Linked DNA regions of Homo sapiens: region 1 is linked to region 2. A link is an interaction called in ENCODE POLR2A ChIA-PET data of the cell type or tissue named here. Cell type or tissue: K562. All regions are shown on one strand. Links, peaks and the distances in the headings refer to the core of each region. The heading gives the core; the rest is flanking DNA. Region 1 has its middle 14 kb from the start of DGCR6L. Region 2 holds the start of LOC124905085 (a long non-coding RNA gene).

Region 1 (4,384 bases), core at 157-4,156, 160 kb after region 2:
GAGCCAACCAGGAGGCACTTGGGGTCTCTCTGAATTTGCAGCATGCACACACGCCTCTAAGAGGAAAAGCCCATGGTTGGCCAGCCTGTGCTACATGAAAAGATCACCAAGAAACTAGAGCAGTAAAAGCAGGTGCAGAACAGCTGATGGGCGATCCCACTGTGTGAACTGAAAAGCAAACAGGCTGAGCCTGCAGGGTGGGGAGGACCGAGTGTTCATGCACATCTCTGGATCTAAGTGTCTGCAGGAGCAGGCTCAGGGAACTGTGGCCAATTTTACTTTGTTCAATAGGCTTTTCTATATTTATAAAAGAATAACCTTAATGCTTTTGAAAAAGTAACACATGACATAAAAGCTGAGGAAATACCAGTTCTGACCTGGGGACACATGTGGCTGACAAGTTCAGTCTCCAAGCCTCTCCCTCAGGCCTGGTTTCTTGGCGCCCTGCCCTGAGAAGACAGAGGGGTGGGAGAGCTGCGCACCTGTGGTACATGGTGTTGGTGGCCTCGTACATGGGGTTGATGGGGTCCTCATATCCGATCTCTGCTGCACAGGCTCGCTCCTGGGCCAGGTATGCGCCCCGCACCGGCTTGGCCCCAAAACACCAGCCCTCACGGTGAGCCAGCTCCATGTCCAGGGTCACATTGTCATAGGCATCCTGTGGGGCCAGGGCCAAAAGTCACAGGGAGCCTGGGCAAGCCCAAGTGACAGCAGGATGGGGCCTTCCTGGGCCCAGGTGCAGTCACCAGGGCTGGGCAGCAGCTGCCTGGGGAGGTGCAGCTCAAGGCACCTGGACCAGGTGTGGGTGAGGATGGTTCTCCAACCTCTGTCTCCAGGGAGCAATGGCAGTGGGGACATCTGCAGCTTCCTCTGTGGCCTGTGGACAGCCCTATGGGGGCAGCCCAGGCGCCAGCAGCCATCATGTGCTCCAGACTCCCAGGCCGACCAGGAGGGGTGCATACTGCATGCTCCTGCCTGGACCCCCTCCCCATGCCACCCTGTGTCCTCTGGGCACCCGGCTCACCCCTGAGAGCTCTGGACCTGCTAACATCCCTGAGCAGTTTGGGGCCCACAGGCTAGGATGGGCTCCCTGAATACATGTGACATCCTGGGTGAGTCTTTCCGGGGAGGGCCCAAAGCTTTCATGAGGTTCTTAGGGGCGCTGAACTGAAAACACGCTGGAGGAAATGGTCATGTGACACCTTCCAAGTTTGGGGTGTCGGGTACATCTAGTGGACCCTCATAAAGATCGTTGTCTTCCTCTTGCTCCTTAGACACTCTTGGCTGGTTCTGAGAACCAGGGGAGAGGCTGCGGGCAGCGGGCCTTTCTTGCTACTCTGAGGCAGTCACCCTGGCCTCGGCCTCCTCTGCAGGCCTGGCTGTGGCCACCACCTAAGGGGCTCTTTCCTGGACCCTGGGGCCCGCTGGGTGAGCTGTGCTGCAGAAGACCCCAACAACCCCTTGGGGGCACGGCCCACTCCCTCCTCCATCCCGTGAGCTCCCTGGTGGGTGCTGAGTATAAAACCAGGCAAATGCCAGGGAGCTCAGATGAGAGGAGCCCCTCCTGTGGGGTCTCCAAGCCCCAAGGCAGGCAGGGAGGGGCTGAGCGGGGGCTTGCCTTGAGGTAGCACTGGTATGTGTTGAAGATGAGCAGCTTCTCCACATTGAACTTCCGCTGCATCTCCAGCGTCAGGCGACTGATGGCCGGCTGGAAGTAGGTCTGCTCGGCATCCACCATCAGCCGCACGCCCATCTCTGTGGCTTTCTGAGAGGCGCAGGGGGTGGGAGAGTGGGAGCAACTATTGCTCAAGTGAGGCAGGTGCCCTCTTCTGCATGAGTCCCGGGTCCCCAAGGCCCCAGCCCTCTGCCCGAGCGGGACAGCTCGCCTTGGGCAGGACATCCATCCGCTGTAGCATCCTCGTCATCTGTAGCTCCTCCTCCTCAGCAAACCGGGACAGCAGGGGCTCCAGCTGTCCTGTCTGGGGGTACAGCACATGGTCAGGCCACAGCAAGGGCCAGGAAGTGCCACCCTGAGGCCCAGGCTAAACCTCTCTTAGTGTTCCCAGCCCACGGGAACCCTCTCATGCAGGGCCGGGAGGGAGGGCCACCTGGACAAGCAGCACAGAGCCCCGGAACCTCCAACGCAGCCAGTGCACTGCCCTACGCGGGCCCTGGGGGTACCAGGAGGGAGCTCAGTGCCCATGTCAGTGGGCCCCAGGCTCAGTCCAGGCCTGCACTCCGAAGTGTGTACTCTAACAGCCTCCCCAGTTCTCACAGAGGCCCCACCATTGTGGGAGGGCCCCCTGCAGCTCCCATGTGACACTGAGGAAGTGAACACTGACCACCCAATCGTCAAACAGAAGGGCTCCACCCAGAGCAGGAAGAGGGCCCAGGAGGAAGACCCCTGGCTACAGGCAGACAGGGCAGTTGTGCAGCACGTGCTGACACGTAGCCAGGGACCAGGGCAACCGCCAGGATGAGGCCTTCAAGGAGCTGGTGCTCAGAGGCCGTGGGGACCCATCCCGCAGGGCCTCCCGCTCACCCCTTTGCTGGCCCCAGCAGCCTTGCCTCACTGGGCACAAGCAGTACCACTCTATCCCTTGCTACACCATGCTAAAGTCTCCAACAGCTGGTGGCCTTGGTGCACAGCCACACTGTACGCACTGCGCCCCGAGGCTCTGGGTCGGGGGCTCTGAGTTTGAGGCTGGGCCCTTAGTGGACTGGGGCTAGATGTGTCATGGAAAGCTGCCTCTGCAGGATGTTTTCTGAAGGTGCTTCTGTTCTTTCTTCGAATTCCAGTTTAGGTTGTGGTTTCAAGCAGTCAGCCAGGTCCTGGGCCCCCCTCCCACAGGCAGATGAGTCTCATTCCTCTCCCCGCAGTATACAGGCTGGCCTGGTGACATGCTTCTAACAAACAGAACTTGCCAGAAAAGACACCGTGTGACTTCTGAGGTGAGGCAGGAAAAGGTCACCCAGCTTCTGCCTGGCTCTCACGTCTCAGGGGACACTGGCCCTTAGAGCCCAGCTGCCATGTTGGGAAAAAGCCCAAGCCACAGCCAGCACCAACTCCCAGACATGTGAGTGGGCGCCTCCCCCAGGTCCCAGCGCCACCACTCTGTGAGTACAGCTACCCAGGAGACCCCAAGCGAGGACTGCCCAGCTGAGCCCTGTCAACCCCAGAACCATGAGGCAGAAGCAGAGTGGCTGCTGCCGTTTTAGGCCTCTGAAGTTTGGGGTGACCTGATGCACAAGACAGATGACTTGGGGAAGGCCCCCAGACCCCCTCTCCTTGTGGTGTTTTAAGGCTCCGCGTGGGTCTCTGTCCCACCAAGCACTCTGTGGACACTAGTGGGTTTGTCTTCTTTTCCCCCTGGACCATAGGGGGTCTGTGGGGCCATAGTGTGCAGTGATCTTGGTCATGTTAAGTTCCCAGGGTAGGCAACAAGAGAAACATGTGGCAGGCTGAATTCCCTTCTTAGCGCAGCGCCCTGCTGAGCTGGGCCTCACTGAGGAGCGGAGGTGTTACCTGTCCATTGGGGACTACCAGGTGCTTGGACAGCTTGGTCCTGCTGTCGATGAGGCTGCTCCAGTCCAGCAGGTCCACAGTGCTGAGGGAGGAGGCACATCAGCAGAGTTGGCGACCCCACCTGTGGGTGCTAGGGTCGGGTGGGGGATCCAGGCCCAAACCTGTCCGTTCACCAACCACCACAAAACCCACCTCAGTGTTCAGTTTTAAAAGACGAGAAGGCTGAGGCAGGAGAATGGCATGAACCCAGGAGGCGGAGCTTGCAGTGAGCAGAGATCGCGCCACTGTACTCCAGCCTGGGTGACAGAGCGAGACTCCGTCTCAAAAAAAAAAAAAAAAAAAAAGACAGAGGAAATGTAAATATTGTTTTCTGTTTAAAAATTTAAAACCAGTGGCGTGCAGTAGCTCAAACCTGTAATCCCAGCACTTTGGGAGGCTGCGGCGGGCAGGTCACTTGAGCCCAGGGGTTTGAAACCAGCCTGGGCAACATGGTGAGACCTGGTCTCTATAAAAAATAAATTAATTAAAAAAATTTAAAACCAAAACACAAACAGTCCTGCATCTAGGCGGCTCTGAAAACACTGAGTACCCTAGGGCTGTTTTGGGCTTGTGGAGGGGCCGAGCACAGGCAGCCAGGCAGGAGGCGGACACAGCTCCGGGCGGCCAGGGAGGACACAGTGGGCAAGGCTGGCAGTGTGTGAGGGGATGGCTCACTACTGCACCACCCCAGTCACCTCCCCACTTCAACTGGAGGCTCCTGGTGACCTGGGTCCCAGCCCCTGGCCCCAAGGATGGGGCATGGGGCTCTGATCCTTCACCTGCCGGCGTGGACTCCAGGGAGGGCTGAGAGTGCCACCT
Region 2 (4,384 bases), core at 73-4,072:
GTGTGCTTGGCAGTAATGCTGGATGTTTCCACAGAGCTGTCCCTAGGGGGGTGACAGCTTGGGATTCTGCCTGCCCCTGTCCTCTGTCCACCTGCTATGGGCCATTGATCTCACTTTCACTTAAAGTAGGAGTCTGAATTTCCCCTTGTGAAGGGGTGTGAGACCAAAGCTGAACTCTGGGTAATGCTAATATTAGACCCTGTAACCAATAACCAGTCCCAAACTCCTGTCTGAGAGTAGGATCACAATGGCAAGTGGGGTCGGCAAGACCTGCCTTGAGAGAGTAGGTATCCACAGAGTGGAGGTGGCAGGAAGGACCACAGCCCTACTGGTTAACCCAGGGATGTATCATCTCTCCAGAATGAAGGCATCATTAACCTTCCAGTGGACTCAAAACTTCCAGATGAATCCTTAATTTGAATATTCTAAGATTTGGTTCTTTCTCTGCTTTCTCATTTCATCAGCCTTAGAACTGGTGAATTCTAAAAGCTATAGGCTTTTAGAATATAAGGAAACAAGATTTTGCAGTAAATTAGGCTTTGCATTTTGAGGAGTTATTACTTACCAGGTTATATCTTAAAGCATTGGTGCAGAAACCGCATATTTAAAAACCTTTCCTCTCTTGGAGCAAATGGTGTTTGTCTCCAATATACTACTTTTTCTCTTTCATTCCTTCTTTCTTTGCATCTATATTATCTGCATCATTCCTTGTACCTTTCCCATAGCCATAGCCCTGTGGATTACTGAACACCAACTACATGGTATACCTAGTAGTAGCTGGTTACATGTTGCTATGTGCCCTGACCCTACTTAAAATAATAATTTAGGCTATGTGCAGATCATGTCAATAATCCCAGCACTTTGGGATGCTGAGGCAGCAGGATCTTTTGAGCCCAGGAGTTCAAGATCAGCCTGGGCAACAAAGCGAGACCTCGTCTCTACCAAAAAAAAAAAAAAAAAATTAGCTGGGCCTGATGGTACGTGCTTGCAGCCCTGGCTACTTGGAAGGCTGAGGCAGGAGGATCGCTTGAGTCCAGGAGTTTTAGACTTCGGTGAACTATGATCATGCCCCTGTACTGTAGCCTGGGCAACAGAGTGAGACCCTGTCTCTAAAAAAAATTTTTTAAATAATAATGTAATTTTTCCTTCGGCATTTCATGGCTGCTAATATTTTAAAGTAAATTTAATTTTTTTTTTTTTTTTTTTGAGACAGAGTCTCGTTCTGTCGCCCAGGCTGGAGTGCAGTGGCACGATCTCGGCTCACTGCAACCTCTGCCTCCCGGGTTCAAGCCATTCTCCTGCCTCAGCCTCCTGAATAGCTGGGATTACAGGCGCCGACCACCACGCCCAGCTAATTTTTTTGTTTTTTTGTTTTTTTGTTTTGAGATGGAGTCTCGCTGTTTTCTGCCCAGGCTGGAGTGCAATGGTGCAATCTTGGCTCACCACAACCTCCGCCTCTGAGGTTCAAGCAATTCTCCTGCCTCAGCCTCCCGAGTGGCTGAGATTACCGGTGTACGCCACCATGCCTGGCTAATTTTGTATTTTTAGTAGAGATAGGGTTTCACCATGTTGGCCAAGCTGGTCTTGAACTCCTGACCTCAGGTGATCTGCCCACCTGGGCCTCCCAAAGTGCTGGGATTACAGGTGTGAGCCACCACGCCCGGCCATTTTTTTGTATTTTTAGTAGAGATGGAGTTTCACCATGTTGACCAAGTTGGTCTTGAACTCCTGACTTCAGGTGATCCGCCTGCCTCAGCCTCCCAAAGTGCTGGGATTACAGGCATGAGCCACCCACCGTGCCCGGTCAGTACATTTAATTTATTTAAAAAATTTAATAGACATTAAAACATTAATAGTCATGAAAATACTTAAGTCATGGAAATATAGAAGAAAAACAGTCTACTGAATTTTTTTTTTTTTTTTTTTTTTTTTGAGTTGGAGTCTCTCTGTCACCCAGGCTGGAGTGCAGTGGCGTGATCTCAGCTCACTGCAAGCTCCACCTCCTGGGTTCACACCATTCTCCTGCCTCAGCCTCCCGAGTAGGTGGGACTACAAGCGCCCACCACCACGCCTGGCTAATTTTTTGTATTTTTAGTAGAGACGGGGTTTCACCGTGTTAGCCAGGATGGTCTTGATCTCCTGACCTCATGATCCTCCCGCCTTAGCCTCCCAAAGTGCTGGGATTACAGGCGTGAGCCACCGTGCCTGGCCACAGTCTAATGAATTTAACAAGAATTCCAGAATATTTTTGTACCAACTCTAGGGTTCATGTCTGAGTTTACAATAGGATGATACAAATCTGAGTTAAAGTGACTCTCCTAGTCAGTTTCAGCTGCTATAACAAATACTATAGATGGAGTGACTTAAACAACATACCTCTATTTCTCACTGTCTGGATACTGGGAAGTCCAAGATCATGGTATTGGCCAGTTTAGTCCCGGTAAGGTCCTTTCCGTCTGTGTTCTCACATGGTGGAGAGAAAGAGCTGTAGCCTCGGGCACTAAGCCCATCATGGGGCTCCACCCTCATGACCTGATCACCTCCCAAAGGCCATGCCTCCCACTACCATCACAATGGGGGTTAGGCCTTCAACATAGGGGTTTTGGGGGAATCCAAACATCTAGTCCATAGCAATAAGTAAAATTGTTTATATCTTTATATGCAAAAATAAAGCTTATTTTTATTAGAAAAATATTACTTGAGGACTTATTCTCATAAAGTAGAAAATTAATTCAATAAAGAAGAAGAGGGATACAGGACACAACAGGGAAATAAGAAATCAGTGTAACTTTGGCTATGTCTAAATTATTGACATATGGTATCACTGTTGGTGTCTTTTTTTTTTTTTTTTTTTTTTTTTTTTTTTTTTTTTGGGGGATGGAGTTTCACTCTGTCGCCCAGGCTGGAGTGCAATGGCATGATCTCAGCTCACTGCAACTTCTGCCTCCCGGGTTCAAGTGATTCTCCTGCCTCAGCCTCCCGAGTAGCTGGAACTACAGCCACACACCACCATGCCTGGCTAATTTTTTTATATTTTTAGTGGAGACGGGGTTTCACCATATTGGACAGTCTGGTCTTGAACTCCTGACCTCGTGATCCACCCGCCTCAGCCTCCCAAAGTTCTGGGATTACAGGCGTGAGCCACCACGCCCGGCCCTGTGTGTGTCTTTAAATTTGAAGCCACAAATCCACATGAACTCAGCTTAAAAAGCTGTGAGGACAATAGACTCGAAGGAGCAAACAGGAGCACATGGAGGGTCCTATCTCACTCTGGTTGCAGACACTTGGGGTGCAGATGGTGATTGAGCCAGACTGAACACAAGAGAGGAGAGACTTGTATATAAAGGAGGAAGGCGCACAGGAAAGGCAGTGAACAGCACCATCCCAGCCAGTTGACGGGGCCCCTGTGAGTGCTGTGCCCCAATCCTGGACTGCTGGTCCCCTGCCAGACCTTCTTCTGGCTTGTGCCCCAGGTCATGCAGGTCTCAGACCCTGCCTTCTCAGGAGGCCTTTCCTGATCACTGCAAGGGAGCTCTGCCCTCCCCAGGCCCCGCTGACCAGCAGGTCACTCATCTTCTTACCTCCCTTTCTTTCTTTCACAGTGTCTGTCATTATATTAAGCACTCATTTGCTCTGGTTAGCCTGTTTCCATTCTGCAGGGGAAGGCAGGGCCCTGACCTCTTGAGGCTCCCTCTGGATGTAGTGCTGAGCACTGTGCCCCATCCACAGTGGGAGACCTGGGAATGTTGGTAGAGTGAATGAATGATTCATTGCTGGTAATCTTACTCCTTTGTTTAATTCATTCAGCAGACAGAACATAATCTGTCCTGAGCCAGAGGCTACACTGAGGTCTAGGAATATAGAAATGAACCATGATCCATCAGAACCCCCAAGTTAACAAGGACACTTTTCATGCTCGTCTTTTATGATTCTTCTTGATAGCTTTTCTAGGCAGGTGATATCACCTCATTGGACAGGTGCAGAACTGAGCGAATCCCAAGAGATTAAAACTGATGCCCAGGCACACCCAGCTAGACAGGGAAGAGCCCAGGATTCACACCAGGTCAGGGAGACCCAGGTGTGTGTTCCCTCTCTTGTTGGCCCTGCCTTCTGAGGCTCCTGTTTGCTGCATTCCTGGTAGGCGGCGGGGAGGGGCTGGCCACACTGCAGGGGCTGCAGGAAGCAAAGGATGAAACTGATCTTTTCACTAACCAGCATAGGGCACAGGCCAAAGAAAACTTTGGTTACTCTCTTGTGAGCCAGTTGAAGTTAGACTTGTTCTCTTTGGAATAGGTCTTCCTCTGCAGAAATAAAAACACTTGTCTGAAAGAGGCTGTAACTATCTGTGGGCTGTTGGGCAAGGACACTTCAGATACTGGCTTTG

Evidence for each region. Peaks named below come from ENCODE experiments on the same cell type or tissue, not always from the same donor. Only the 100,000 strongest peaks of a DNase experiment are listed, where the experiment ranks them.
Region 1: POLR2A ChIA-PET joins it to region 2 with 5 read pairs; 2 of 35 experiments call an interaction of 5 or more read pairs at or near these places.

Annotation. Positions count from the first base shown.
Region 1 is chr22:20,304,060-20,308,443 of GRCh38, reverse strand. It overlaps the pseudogene PRODHLP. Among named protein-coding and RNA genes, the nearest start is that of DGCR6L, 14 kb to the left of the region's middle. In K562, for the core only: no CTCF peak of the experiment used is centred there; DNase peaks (open chromatin) are centred at 552, 875, 1,938 and 2,293; H3K27me3 peaks cover 3,699 bases.
Region 2 is chr22:20,459,099-20,463,482 of GRCh38, reverse strand. The region is part of intron 4 of KLHL22 (kelch like family member 22); the gene reads left to right. It overlaps LOC124905085 (a long non-coding RNA gene), which reads right to left and starts at 2,508. Exons shown (of 3, transcript XR_007068014.1): 1 at 2,377-2,508. RefSeq lists a silencer at 3,555-3,753. In K562, for the core only: no CTCF peak of the experiment used is centred there; no DNase peak of the experiment used is centred there.